Linked DNA regions of Homo sapiens: region 2 is linked to region 1. Evidence: chromatin contacts called from ENCODE POLR2A ChIA-PET data. All regions are on one chromosome and are shown on one strand. Each heading gives the region's core, a stretch centred on a gene start or an enhancer-like site at or near the end of the contact. The rest is flanking DNA. Distances are from core to core; before and after follow the strand shown. Region 1 has its middle 21 kb from the start of LMTK2. Region 2 holds the start of CZ1P-ASNS (CZ1P-ASNS readthrough).

Region 1 (2,929 bases), core at 315-2,814:
CTCTGTCTCCTAGGCTGGAGTGCAGTGGTGCGATCTTGGCTCACTGCAACCTTTGCCTCCTGGGTTCAAGCCATTCTGGTGCTTCAGCCTCCCCAGTAGCTGGGATTACAGGCATGTGCCACCACGCCTGGCTAACTTTTGTATTTTTAGTAGAGATGGGGTCTTGCCATGTTGGCAAGGCTGGCCTCAAACTCCTGGCCTCAAGTGATCCACCTGTCTCGGCCTCCCAAAGTGCTGAGATTACAGGTGTGAGCCATCGTGCCCGGTCAAGGTATGATTGCATTTCTAAAGGGCTAAGTAGGAAATGAGGAACAGGGGAAACAGAAAAGAGGAAAAAATAATAAATAATTACTCATTCTCTTTTTCTTAGAAAAATAGGGGTACTTGGTTACTAGGTGAGCAGATGGGGTTGGTCAATTTCCCCCAAGAGGAAATAGATGCAGAGAGAGAAACTAATAACCTCAAGGCCCAAATGAAGTCAGTAGCAGAAGGCTGGCTTCCTCAAAAGCCCATCCTTCCTGCTGATGATCAAATACTGCCCTAGTCTTCTTGGCATCACCCACAGGAAAACAGAGGCACTCTGATTCCTGCATGGGTAAAATGGGCACAGCTCCACCCTCAGAGGACTTATTCAGGGGAGCGATGTCATACCTCACAGGAGATGCCTGCGAGCCACCTGGGACACACAGCTGTCCAGGCATCCTGAACCAAGTCTGCAATTGTTTATGGCTTATTCATGGGGAATCAGAGAAGGGCAAACACGCTTGCCCTCTTAGCAGATGAGTTGTGGGTTGTGATTACAACCTGGGTGTACAAGGGGCAGTGAAAAGCCCAATTTCTTTCTTTTTTTTTTTTTTTTGAGAAGGAGTCTCATTCTGTCACCCAGGCTGGAGTGCAGTGGCGCGATCTCAGCTCACTGCAACCTCCACCTCTCGGGTTCAAGTGATTCTCCTGCCTCAGCCTCCCAAGTAGCTAGGATTACAGATGCCCGCCACCACAGCCGGCTAATTTTTGTATTTTTGGTAGAGACAAGGTTTCACCATGTTGGACAGGCTGGTCTTGAACTCCTGACCTCGGGTGATCCACCTGCCTTGGCCTCCCAAAGTGCTGGGATTACAGGCATGAGCCACCGCACCCAGCGAAAAGCCCCATTTCTGTTTGTTTGTTTTGTTTGTTTGTTTGTTTTTGAGACGGAGTCTCGCTCTGTTGTCCAGGCTGGAGTGCAGTGGCGCGATCTCAGCTCACTGCAAACTCCGCCTCCCGGGTTGAAGCGATTCTCCTGCCTCAGCCTCCCGAGTAGCTGGGATTACAGGCATGTACCACCATGCCCAGCTAATTGTTTGTATTTTTAGTAGAGGCAATGTTTCACTGTGTTAGCCAGGATGGTCTTGATCCCCTGACCTCGTGATCTGCCCACCTTGGCCTCCCAAAGTGCTGGGATTACAGGCGTGAGCCACCATGCCCAGCGAAAAGCCCCATTTCTAACAAAGTTTGGCAATTAAATAAGTAGCCACAACTCCTTCTGCTATTAAATAATAAAGCCATTGAGTGTTACACAGAAAGAACCACAAATTCCGGCCAAGCCTGTTGGTGGCTGTTGGAACCGCCCTAATAAACAATTTCAGGTACAAGCAGGTGTGGCAGAGGGAGGTGCAGGAAGTTCCCTGGGGCCTCCCAGCCTAGGCCCCCCAGCAGTGGGAGTGGGGGCCTGCTGGTGAGGCCTGGCTTCCTGCTGGGCTCTGAACCCAAAAAGAAGCCAAAGGCAGACCCAGAGAGCAACTGCAAACAGTGATGAGATGGTTGATTTGGGTGACCTTGGACCCGGGATTCTGGACTGCTGGGTTACAGGGGAGTCACTTCCTCACTTCTCACCTTATAGGGTCACATGGAGCGTTTGCTCCCCAGCGATTTGGGGAAGGTAGAAGCGACTCCTTAGAGTATCTTGAAGTAGGGGCTTACAATCAGACAGACAGAGAAAAAGCTCCCCCTATTCCTCTTTCCCGCTGCCCCTCACTGAGATACGTGGATGAGACAGGGTGGCATTGCATGGGGTGGTGGAGAGTCCCAGGCGGGTCTTGCTGGAGGAGCTCCCCAAGGACTCCCTTTGCTGGAAGGCTCCAGTCCCCGTTCTGGTCCAATGCCAAGGAAGGGACAGAGGATGACGCTGCATGAGCTGATTAATCCCTGGGAAGACAACGGGCCCTGCCCTACCTGCCCATGTGCCAGTCTGGCACCAACTCGCCCAGCCTGTTCCAGCTGGCCTGGTAGAAACTGACGCAGCAGGTGACTCCCTCGGTTTTATGGGCTTGGGGCAAAAGTCGTGTGGCCAGCAGAGTGGCTGAGGCAGGTAGAGTTTTCCACAGCGGCCTGGGCTCTCCTTGTCCTAGAAGTCTAACAAGTCATCTTCTTGTTTACCCTGGTGCCTCCCTGGAACATAACCTGACACATCACGGGCACTTCCTGTGTGTGTTGAAATAATTGTCAAAGAATTGGTAAGGAGCAGATGTGAGCAGAACATGTGCCCTGCGCAAGAGAAGCCCGTGGTCCCCAGAAACTTACAATTCTTTTCTTTTTTAAATTTTTTCTTTTTGTTTTTAAGATAGGGTCTTGCTGTGTCACCCAGGCTGGAGTGCAGTGGTGTGATCGTGGCTCACTGCAGCCTCTACCACTGGGGCTCAAGGGATCCTCCCACCTCAGCCTCCTGAGTAGCTGGGACCACAGGCATGTGCCACCATGCCCAGCTAATTTTTAATATTACTGTTTTAAAATACATGTAATTGTATTGAGTCTATCTTCTCTAAGGACAAAGGTTTACTCAGCAACTATTAACTTCAGGGTAGAGCTTGTTCTCCACCTCTGCTCTTCACCCTACTCCCCAGCCCCGATCTCACCAGAAAGCAAACCTTAACAGGGTCTCTCACCTGAGGGG
Region 2 (2,714 bases), core at 1-2,500, 110 kb before region 1:
CTAGAGCTAATCTGTAATACACCAATGCTTGTAAGAAATAAAGGTTTGCACATCTGCAGACACATAGCTCCCTGAAAATTAAATCCAGCCAGTTCCCAAGCATTTGAACTGACGAGTTTTTTTTTTTTTTCTTTTTCTGGAGATGGGGTCTCTGTCACCCAGGCTGTAGTGCAGTGGCCCAATTACAGCTCACCTGCAGCCTCAATCACAAGCGATCCTCTGGCCTCAGCCTCCTGAGTAGCTGGAAATACAGGTGCGTGCCACCACACCTGGCTCATTTTTCGATTTTTTTTTTTTTTTTTTTTTTTTTTTTGGTAGAGTCGGGGGTCTTGCTTTGTTGCCCAGGCTGGTCTGGAACTCCTGGCTCCAAGTAATCCTCCCATCTCGGCCTCCTAAAGTGCTGGGATTACAGGCGTGAGTTACAGCGCCCAGCCTGGACAGTCTTTAAAAGAACTCTGACTTGCTGGTAACGAAACACAGCTCCGGACATCCTTTGAGAAAGTCGCCGTCCCCACCTCAGAAAACACACACACACACACACGTGTCCCGGAACTTACACACACACACACGTGTCCCGTAACTAACTTACACACACACACACACACGTGTCCCGGAACTAATTTTCCTCATTTGGGTGAAAACTTTTACAGGGTCCTCCAGGCTTGCATCATTTGAAGGCTAGCGTCTGCCACTCTGCTTCCACGCTTCTAGTTGGGGACTACCCACTTAACAAAGCCAAGTTCAATTTTAATTTCCCAGAACTGACGCAACGCAAAGCGCAAAGAGACTGAACCTGGGGTGTGGAGTGATACAGACCTGACGGGGCTTTATTCCATAGACAGACATCGACCCAGGACCTGAAGCGGTCCCTGCCTGCTGTCAGGTCCCCGCCGCAGCCCCCGGCCCGGGCTCAGCACCTGGCACAACGCAGGCTAGGTCAGTGCCGCTCGAGGTGGGCAGAACCACAGGGCCGCCGCCCCTGGGGGGCACCGACGCCGCCCGCTCACGCGCCGCCCCCTCCGCATACCTCTCCTTCCCGCGGCCAGAAGCGCGGGTTGTAGATGAAGAAACTCAGCAGCGCCGGCAGGAACTGCTTCTCCTGGGCCGCCGAGGGCCCGCTCCCAGCCCCGGCCGCCGCTGCAGCCATCCCGGCCGGGTCCCCACCTCGGGAGCCTCCCACAGCCAGCCCAGAGAAAGCAGCCACCTGCTAGAACACCGCACTTCCGCCTCCCTCGCCACCACCCCGGAAGCGCTCGCCGCCGACCAGGAAGAAGAACCCGCCTCGCAGCGTCCTCTTCTGGCACCCCAGGGTGGCCTTGTTGTCTGTTTCCCGGCCGAGTTTGTGTTTTGCTGGCTCGCGGAGTTTTCTCCTGGCTACGGGCGAGGGTTGCGCGTTTCAGGAAAAACTGAGTGGGGCACTGTTTGTTTGTTTGTTTGTTTTTTGATAGGATCTCAGTTTGTCATCCAGTCTGGAGTGTAGCGGCGGGATCTCAGCTCACTGCAGCCTCAACCTCTGGGACTCAAGCCATCCCCCTGCCTCAGCCTCCCAAGTAGCTAGGATTACAGGGCGCGCCATCAAGGCCAGTTTTATTTTTTGTAGAGGTGGGGTCTGTGTTGCCCAGGCTGCTCTCGAACTCCTGGCTTCACATGGTCTCCCATTTCGACCTCCCAAAGTGCTCCGATTATAGGCGTGAGACACCACCGCCCAACCTGTTGTTGTTTTGGTGGTATTGTTTTTAATTTAATTTAGAGACAGGATCTCGCTTTGTCACCCGGGTTGGAGTGCAGTGGTGCCATCATAGCTCACTGCAGCCTCAACTCCCAGGCTCAAGCGATCTTCCCACCTCAGCCTGAGTAGCTGAGACCACATGCATGCACCACCATGCCCAGATAATTAAAATATATATATATATATATATATATATAGAGAGAGAGAGAGAGAGAGAGAGAGAGAGAGAGTTAGAGAGTAGAGACAGGGTCTCACTTTGTTGCCCCAGCTGGTCTCGAACTCTTGGCATCAAGGGATCCTCCTGCCTCTGTTACTGGATGGAAGGTCTTGACCGTGGATTGCCCAGGTTCTTGGCGTGTTGAACAAAGAATTGAACAAAATGCACAAAGTAGCAAAAGAACAAAGCAACGAAAAGAAACAAAAGAAAAAACCGGAGTAAGGAAGAGACAGATTTATTGAAGCGAAAGTACAATTCACACAGCAGGAGCGGGATAGAGCAAACGGTTCGATAGCACCCGTCAGGATTTTTATTAAGCTGGAAGAATTAGGTAACGCCCCTAGGTGCCCGTTAGATGCCTCCGATTGGTTACACCCTCTGAAGGATTGGCCTGTGACCAATCAGAGGCTGAAGTGGAGACTTGCGCACCACCACCCACCCCCCGCCGTCAATCAGAAGCTGTCACCCTCCCCCCGCCCCCCTCTCCGCCTGATTGACGGAATGAACACGTGGCCTCCATGCTGCCTAATCTTGCCTAGAACTGGCTGCACCTGCTGTTCTTTTGTTTCTGCCTTAACCCTTGGTTACCCTCATGCCCTATTCTGCCTCACCTGGCCTCCCAAAGTGCTGGGATTACGGATGTGAGCCACCCACACCTGGCCCATTGTTTTGTTTTTAGTTTATTTAAAAAGTATTTTATTCTAAGACAGCACTTTGCTCTGTTGTCCAGGCTGGAGTGCAGCGGCCAGATCATAGCTCACTGCAGCC

What was found. ChIA-PET counts read pairs that join two places held with the same protein, here RNA polymerase II (POLR2A).
Region 2: POLR2A ChIA-PET joins it to region 1 with 10 read pairs in Panc1. The contact joins the promoter of CZ1P-ASNS here to the enhancer-like site in region 1. POLR2A ChIA-PET finds 5 or more read pairs at or near these places in 4 of 52 experiments (Panc1, activated T-cell and endothelial cell of umbilical vein).

What each region holds. Positions count from the first base shown.
Region 1 is chr7:98,084,172-98,087,100 of GRCh38, forward strand. No RefSeq gene overlaps it. Among named protein-coding and RNA genes, the nearest start is that of LMTK2, 21 kb to the right of the region's middle. Within about 2 kb of position 1,565, at least 6 of the 41 ENCODE cell types and tissues checked have a DNase peak (open chromatin) inside an H3K27ac peak, as active enhancers do.
Region 2 is chr7:97,971,108-97,973,821 of GRCh38, forward strand. It overlaps CZ1P-ASNS (CZ1P-ASNS readthrough), which reads right to left and starts at 1,251. Exons shown (of 19, transcript NR_147989.1): 1 at 1,028-1,251. It also overlaps the pseudogene CCZ1P-OR7E38P and the pseudogene CCZ1P1. RefSeq lists a silencer at 847-1,156.